Regions from separate parts of the Homo sapiens genome. Here all the other regions are linked to region 2. A link is a contact called in ENCODE Hi-C or POLR2A ChIA-PET data. All regions are on one chromosome and are shown on one strand. Each heading gives the region's core, a stretch centred on a gene start or an enhancer-like site at or near the end of the contact. The rest is flanking DNA. Distances are from core to core; before and after follow the strand shown.

Evidence for each region. A loop is a pair of places that touch in the nucleus more often than their neighbours do. ChIA-PET counts read pairs that join two places held with the same protein, here RNA polymerase II (POLR2A). Pooled maps may share reads with other maps.
Region 1: a map of IMR-90 shows a loop between it and region 2 (19-fold over the local background). The contact joins the promoter of MITD1 here to the enhancer-like site in region 2. A Hi-C loop is called at or near these places in 1 of 168 maps with a recorded cell type or tissue (IMR-90) and 4 of 50 pooled maps. POLR2A ChIA-PET finds 5 or more read pairs at or near these places in 1 of 52 experiments (AG04450).
Region 3: a map of IMR-90 shows a loop between it and region 2 (6-fold over the local background). The contact joins two enhancer-like sites. A Hi-C loop is called at or near these places in 1 of 168 maps with a recorded cell type or tissue (IMR-90) and 10 of 50 pooled maps. POLR2A ChIA-PET finds 5 or more read pairs at or near these places in 1 of 52 experiments (OCI-LY7).

The regions. Positions count from the first base shown.
Region 1 is chr2:99,179,780-99,182,479 of GRCh38, forward strand. MITD1 (microtubule interacting and trafficking domain containing 1) reads right to left here and starts at 1,279. Exons shown (of 7, transcript NM_138798.3): 1 at 1,052-1,279. The coding sequence starts at 1,202. It overlaps MRPL30 (mitochondrial ribosomal protein L30), which reads left to right and starts at 1,405. Exons shown (of 6, transcript NM_145212.4): 1 at 1,405-1,470. RefSeq lists enhancers at 947-1,086, 1,097-1,326, 1,347-1,396 and a silencer at 1,614-1,786.
Region 2 is chr2:100,261,507-100,264,206 of GRCh38, forward strand. No RefSeq gene overlaps it. Among named protein-coding and RNA genes, the nearest start is that of LINC01104, 55 kb to the left of the region's middle. Within about 2 kb of position 1,312, at least 2 of the 41 ENCODE cell types and tissues checked have a DNase peak (open chromatin) inside an H3K27ac peak, as active enhancers do.
Region 3 is chr2:98,648,322-98,651,021 of GRCh38, forward strand. All of the region lies in intron 8 of MGAT4A (alpha-1,3-mannosyl-glycoprotein 4-beta-N-acetylglucosaminyltransferase A), which reads right to left. Among named protein-coding and RNA genes, the nearest start is that of UNC50, 41 kb to the left of the region's middle. Within about 2 kb of position 1,315, at least 2 of the 41 ENCODE cell types and tissues checked have a DNase peak (open chromatin) inside an H3K27ac peak, as active enhancers do.

The DNA of each region.
Region 1 (2,700 bases), core at 29-2,528, 1.1 Mb before region 2:
CTCGATCTCTTGACCTCATGATCCACCTGCCTCGGCCTCCCAAAAAAGTGCTGGGATTACAGGAGTGAGCCACCGCGCCCGGCCGGTAGAGTTTGTAGTTCTGACCAAAGCACCAAACCATAAAGGGCTCCCCTCTGCTGCCCCAAAGCTTCTGTAACACTTTAATTATAAGAAGCTTAAACTAGAAAGAACAGAGGGAGCTTAGTCCAGACCGGGAGTGTCGGGGGTTGGGGAGCAGGAGCTGATCTTATCAATTTAATACATAAATATTGAGTGTCTACTGTGAGCCAGGGTTGTGCTGGGTGTTAAGGAATATTTGGGTATTTCTCAACATTGAATAATACGAAAAGTCTCACTTGTCTCCTCCACAACCCTGCGCATTTCTCACACCGAACCTCATCCGTTTAAGAAAAACTTTTCTTCTTCTACCGCTACATAATTTTACTTTGGCTTGCTTTAAATGCAAATGTTTAAACAGAAAATTAAAAATAATCGTATAATAAACACCCTTATTACCCATCACCGAAATTTTTAAAATTAGCATTTTTGCTCAAATAGAGCTTCGATTTTTAAGAAATTTTTGCTTAAGGAAAATTAACTAAAGACATCATAGCATCTCTTTCTAAAACACTTTGGTCTGCATCTCTAAAAATTAAGGAAAGTTTTGGAAAAAAAATCATATTGCCTAAGAAAATAATTTTAATGCCCCCCAATCTATATTCAAACTTTTCTAATAGATCCAAAAATGTCTTTTAAAGTTCGTACAAACCCAGGTCCTATCAAAGCTTATATATTACATTGCGTTATATCTTATATCTCTTAAGTCTTTTAAAATCTAGACTAGTAGCCTCCCCACCTTTTCTAGGTAACATCAATCTATTAAAGATCTAAAAGAAAGCGGCCCAGTTGTCCTATAGAATATCCCACCTTCTGTATTTAACTGCTTCTTCGTGGTGTGGAAAAATCATTTTTAACTCTTTCACTTCACCCCAGACACAGCAGGAACCAGCTCCTTTTCCTCAGGTCCTCCCCGCCTTGGCTCATTGCTCACCTTTCAGAACCTGCAGGAGCAGATCAATCCCCTCTTGGTAACACACCAGAGCCTGCGGATACCGCGACTCCGAATCTAGTTCTACTGCCCGCTTTAGCACAGTGGCTGCAGCTGTGCTCTGCGGGTCCTGCCTCAGCCCGGACTTCGCCATAATTCTGGAAGTTCTCCTCCGCCTCAACCCAGGATGAAGTTGAGCGGGTCTGCTGCGCTTCCGGGAAGTGGTCATGTGATACCCAGGCGCCTGCGCTCTCTTTCTAGGGACTTTCCTGAGTGGGAGGGATTTCGCCGGAACAAAAATGCCTCAGTTTGGAGGTCGCGCTCACTGCGACGGCAGGCTTTGAGTGTAGCACTTGGTAGTTCTTCCTCTGCTCTGCTTCCCTTCGGAGGAAAATTTCAGGCTGAAGGTTTAGCGGGTGCCGGTGAGTGGGGAATGAGTGGCGGAGAGTGCGGCATTCTTCGCAAGGTGTATCCGGGAACCCTCTGCAGATCCTAATTGATTTTCCCTATTGCGTACTGAATTGGCCGGTTACGGCAACCTAAATGGGTCTGCCCCTGATCCCGTCACATTGGCTCCCGTAAGGCCATTGGCCTGCAGGATCCCCCCGTTTCCCAATTTGCAGGATCCAGGGCCACGCGGCTTTTTGTGCCCAGACTCTTGGAGCTCAAGAACGGAGCCGCCGAGGCTGGACAGCTTGGGAAAGGGAACCCAAGCAGCATTTTCTGTGCTGCTGCTTTATTCATAACTTAGGGTTGCCACTGGGTATTAAGGTTGCTTTTTTTTTTTTTTAATGAAGACAGAAAATTGCCTTTATCTTTGTATTGCTTCATTTTATAATGCAAACATCCAAGAGTTGGCAGTTAGAATATTTGCCATTTTATTAAAACTGTGATTTGTTACCATTTTGATCGAGACCTACCAAAAGCTGTTTGTTCTGCCCTTTTTGCCAAGAGGCAGTAATGAGGGCTGCCTACTGCTTGTTAGGCACTAGGAGTTCAGAGAAGAGACACGCTTCCAGCTTTCAGAGATCTCTGGTATCTCTGCAAGAGTGATTCCATGTTTTGCATTTCAGAAGTGTTTTTCCCCCTTTAATAATTGTATACATTGTCGGTTTAGAAAAAGAAATCGATTTTTAACATTCCTGTTGCATGCATGCTCATTGTAAAAAGACAAAAGAACTATCGGTCGCTGGGGGGGAGAAGGGGGAGGAAAAACGCCTTTTTTCATACCCCCAGGGGTATGTTAACGTTTTTCTGACAACCTTCCAGAGTTTTTCTGTGATTACACACGTTCACAGACATTTAAAAAAATAGAAATGGGATCATACTTCTCCTGTGATGCCTGATATTTTCCTGTTTTACAGAAGACAGCGTAATTGTTTCAGGGTCCAGGAGTTACGTGCCTAATTATTAACAGTAACTTTTACTTTATTAAAACGTATTCCTTGCCGGGCGTGGTGGCTCACGCCTGTAATCTCAGCACTTTCGGAGGCCGAGGCGGGAGGATCACGAGGTCAGGAGATCGAGACCATCCTGGCTAACACGGTGAAACCCCGTCTCTACTAAAAATACAAAAAATTAGCCGGGCGTCCGGGCGGGCGCCTGTAGTCCCAGCTACTGGGGAGGCCGAGGCAGGAGAATGGCGTGAACCC
Region 2 (2,700 bases), core at 62-2,561:
GGTGTCTTTCTCTTATGTAATCTGAAATTTCTCAGAAGCAGGTGGTCCAGGGCTGCTAGGGAGGCCCCACGATGTCATGAGAGACCCCAACTCTGTCTTCTGCTTCACCAGTCCTAAAACATGGCATTTCTCCACAAGCCTACATCATGGTCACGACATCTGCTTCAGCTCCCCTCTCACTCCTGAGTCCCAGGCAGGGAAAAGAAAGAAGAGGGAAAGCTCAGAGGCTGACTGTCAGAAGCATAAGCTTCCCCTTCAATAGCATTTCCTGAGGTTTCACCCAATAACTTCCTTTTATCGTATTGGCCATTGGAACTGTAGTTTGTAAGCTGAGCGTATTCCTAGAAGGAAGGAGAGAATGAAGATATAGATTACTAGAGGCCTCACCCATCTCCACTCGGGATAATAACAGCTACCATTTCTTTGGAGCTTACTATGTTTACATGAATTTATCTATCCTCAGAATAACCCTGGCAGATGAGTTTGTTATCCCATTTCACAGGTGAGGAAAGTGAAGTTTAGTGAGCTTAGGTTAACTGAACCACACCTAGTGAGGGCTGGGGACAAAATCTGAAACTAGATATGACTCAAATCCTACAGTCTTCACCTTACAGCACCTAACAAAGGGGCAGAGACACAGGACTCAGGCTTCCAAAGCTATGTTACAAAGCCACTCTCCCTTGGCGTGGTAACCACTGATACTTCCCTGTAAATGGAGGAAGCAGCATGAAAACAGGCTTTTTGAGGAAGGAGCTGCGGCCGCTGTCACCATTGTTGGGAAGGACAGAGCACTATACTCGGTTTGTATCTAGTAAGCAAGTTTGCCCAAGAGTTCATTTCCCCAGACTCTTAATCCATTCTCTGACCTGCTGTCACTCTTACAGACTCCAGGAGAAACCTTCCACATATCTGTGAAACTAGGTGATTTTGGTTTCACCATGATCAGTAAAAGATAATCAGTTCATCCTCTTTTACTATTTATACAGCTGTGTCCAGGATTTTGTAAAAAATCTTTTAAATGTACAATAAAGGTAAATCCTTTGGCTTTGTGAAAAGGTCCTTGGCTTCATAAAAGGACTCATTCCAGGGCTCCTTTAAGTGAAGGTCTCCAATATCTTTAAATATAAAATATTTTAAAGTAATAGCCACTCAAGAAAGAGGCCTGAGCACAGAGAAACTTAAAGCTAGAGTGTGTGACACAGCGCCACCTGAAGATCAAGCGGAGATGAAGAAGGGTAGCTATGTAGGTCAGCGGGGAAATGGAGCTGGTTGACAACAGGATCTTCCAACTGGCCTCTTTGACAGAGGGACGTCCAACTCTGCCTAGGGCATGTGACAGTGGAGAGACATCTAGGGTGGTCCTGCTTCACAATGATATGGCCTATGGTTTGTCGTCTTGAAGCCATTCGTCCTGGGTTCTCAGCGAAGCCTTGTCAACGTCGCTGATGTATCCCAAATCTTTGGAAAGCAGGGAAATCCTGCTCGCAGCTCATACCCGGGCTCTCCAGTCCCCTGCAGTACTGGAGGATGTCCAGCAGGTGGCGCAAAAGACAAGGGCTCGCCTTACCCATCTCTTGTCCTTATGAAGGAAATTTGACCAAAATGACAGCCCCCTCCTTCCTTCCCCTCCCTCCTTTCCTTCCTTCCATCCTCTCCTTCTCTTCTGTCCCTCTCTTTCTTCTTTATTCATTGAATCATCAAGTATCCATGAAAGACTACAAGCAGAGCTCTGTGCAAGATAATGGGGGGATGAATTAGGACAGGGTCCTTTGCCTTTGAGGAACCTGGAGTATAATAAAAAAGTAAAATAATAAACAACCGAAATACAAGAGGTGGCACAGGCTTCTGAGGGAGCAGTGTCACTCTTGAGCTGTATCATCGCAGCCTGCAGGTTCTGGAGTCAGACCAACCTGTCTTGTCTGTCTTCTGGTCCCGATTCCACACTTGCTGCAACCTTGTGCAAGCGCCTTAATGCCTCAAAGCCTCCGTTTCCTTATCTGTAAAATGAGGATAACAATAGATTGTCCTATGACATGTTCATAAGGTTGGCATAAGGAGTTAACATACCTAAAACATTTAGCACATTTTTAAAAAAACCAAAACGTTATTTAAAACATATAACTCATTCGTTCTTGCATGCATTCATTTATTCTATAGGCATTTGCATGACAACCATGTGAAGAAGGCTGTCCTTGTTATTATAGGAGGTACAAAGTAAATAGAAGGAATACTTCTCAGTGTGGGGATTTGCAGTCAGGGTGAATATTTCTTCAACATCTTCTTGAACACTTTTCTCTGTGACAGTCAAAATCAGCCTGGACTGAAAAGAGAAGAAAGCAGCCTAGCTGTTAATCCCGCTGGGAGGACACACTCTGATAAAGCCAGCTGCAGCATCCGCCGAAAATGCCATTTCTCCCGGGGTCAACCTATAGCTGGAAAATGCCAGGATGATCTCCCTTGAGTGAGCACTGCTTCCTCACCAATCGTGCCCTAGAGCCGCTTTGCTGCACCCCTCTTTTGCTACGAATCCCCAAATGCTGAGCCCTCCTTGCTCTTGCTGGCACCCAAACAGTAGTCAATCCTGCTGTTCCTGAGACTGTCTTGGAAACAGCAGCCAGCACAGGATGGATCCCACTTCCTCAGACCCTCATCAGAGTCTCCAGGGAGAGCCCAGACCTTCTAGAAGGGGCTTCCCTCCCC
Region 3 (2,700 bases), core at 65-2,564, 1.6 Mb before region 2:
AACCCTGTCTCCACTAAAAATACAAAAAATTAGCCAGGCCTGGTGCCAAGTGCCTGTAATCCCACCTACTTGGGAGGCTGAGGCAGGAGAATCACTTGAACCCGGGAGGCAGAGGGTGCAGTGAGCTGAGATCACACCATTGCAGTCCAGCCTGGGCTAGAGGGAGACTATGTCTCGAACAAACAAACAAAAACAGCCTGGGCAACAAAGTGAGACCCTGTTTTTACAAAAAGTAAAAAAAAAAAAAATTAGCCAGGCATGGTGGTGCATGTCTGTGGCCCCAGCCGCACAGGAGGCTGAGGTGGGAGGATCATATGACCCAGGTCAAGGATGCAGCGAGCTGTGAACTGTGTTTGCACCACTGCACTCCAGCCTTGGCAAGAGAGGAAGACCCTGTCTCCAAAAAAAAAAAAAAAGCTCACTGACACCAGTGGACCAGTGGCTCAAACCTGTAACACCTGCTCTTTGAAAGGCAGAGGCAGCAGGATCATTTGAGGCCGGGAGTTCAAGACCAGCCTGGGCAACTTAGCAATACTCCCATCTCTACCAAAAAGAAATACAAAAATTAACCCAGTATGGTGGTGCATGCCTTAGTCCCAGCTTCCTGGGAGGCTAAAACAGGAGGATCACTTGAGCCCAGGTGTTTGAGGCTGCCATGAGCTATGACTGTGCCACTGCGCTCCAGCCTGTGTGACAGTCAGACTCTGTCTCTGAAAAACAAAAGAATGTTCATTGAATTTGACTTCGAAAGAACTGAACAATTAGAAACAATCTAAATGACCAACAAGAAGGTTGATTATGATATCTGAATAACAGGACTTCAAGAAGGGATTAAAAATCACACCAATCTGTATTTACTGGCATAGCAAGGTACCTATCAACAGTATGTTAAGTGACAGCAAAAAAGGTTATCAGACAGTACATACAGCATGATCCTCTACTGTAAAAGAGGGCTGTGTGAGAGTGACATCAGCGAGACAGAAACAGGAAACCCAGACACACAAGACACATTCCCCACACGAGACACAGATTTAAAATCTGAGCATTCCACAGCCAGAGGCCCTCTCTTGGGCACAGACCACAGTGAGGAAACACTCAATTCCCGACTTCTCCCTAAGGAGAGAAAGAAGTTGGTGTATACCCAGTGTTTTTGACTTTTTCGAGTGCAGCCAGAGGGAATGATTTCTGTCTCATCTAAATCATAGTGTCAGGAACAGGGCACCAGGTTGGGAGCTAAGAACAAAGGCCATCAGTTGGCACCAGAGGCTGCAGTACCAGAGACAGAAACTAGGTGGAGCTCCAGTACTGCAGCTTACTACAATACCAACAAGGCCACAGTGCTGCAGAGCTCCTGACTAGAAACCAGTCAACTTCAATTAGGAGATTACACCCACAAGCAGAGAGGACATGGCCCCAGAAAAGGCTCAAAGGGCTCCAGAGTCTTTAACTAGGCTGACTGAAGAAAATCCTTCCACTACAAAACCAAACTGCAAAGACTGGGAGAGGTGGCTGATTTTTCAAATGCCAAGATCCCAACAACAAAAAACAAGATATACAAATAAACAAAAATATGGTATATCCAAAGGAACAAGTTAAAACTCCAGAAACCAACCCCAAAGAAATGAAGACATATGAACTGCCCAGTAATTCAAAATAACTGTCATAAGATTGCTCAGTAAATTAAAAGAGAGCAGAGACAGACAACTAAATGAAATTTGGAATATGATGCATGAACAAAATGAGAATATCAATAGAGATAGAAACTATAAAGAGCCAAACAGAAATTCTAAAACTGAAGAATACAAAACCTGAATTGAAAATTTCACTAGAAGGACTAAACAGCAGACCTGAGCAGGCAGAAGAATCAGTGAACTTAAAGATAGGACTTTTGAAATTACTGAGGCACAGGAGCAAAAAGAAAAAAGAATAACAGAAAAATAGCGATACCCTAAGGGACCTATGGACAGCACAAAGTGAAACAACATACACATTATGAGAGTTCTACAAGGAGAAGAGAGCCTATTTGAACTTCCCAAATATGAGGATAGAAATGGACATACAAATTCAAAAAGTTCAAAGAACCCCAACTACAATAAATTGATCTACACCAAGAAGAATCATAATGAAGTTGTCAAAAGTCACAAAGAATCCTGAAAGCCATAAGAGGAAAGTGACCCAACAAATACAAGATAACGTCTATTAGATTATCAGCAGATTTCCCAGAAGAAACTTTATTATAGGCTAGAAGAGGGTGGAATGATATGTTCAAAGTGCTAAAACATACTAAACAAAAACTGGCCAGCCAAGAATATTATATCTGACAAAATTGTAATTCAAAAGTAAAGAAGGCCAGGCGCGGTGGCTCACACCTGTAATCCCAGCACTTTGGGAGACCGAGGCAGGTGGATCACCTGAGGTCAGGAGTTCGCGACCAGCCTGAACAACGCGGTGAAACCCCATCTCTACTAAAAATACAAAAATTAGCTGGGTGTGGTGGTGGGCACCTGTAACCCTAGCTACTCGGGAAGCTGAGGCAGAATGGCGTGAACCCGGAAGGTGGAGCTTACAGTGAGCCGAGATCGCGCCACTGCACTTCAGCCTGGGCGACAGAGCAAGACTCCATCTCAAAAAAAAGGAAAAGAAAAAAAGAATGTTCAGGCTGGGCGCAGCAAGGTGGAGGTTGCAGTGAGCTGGGATTGT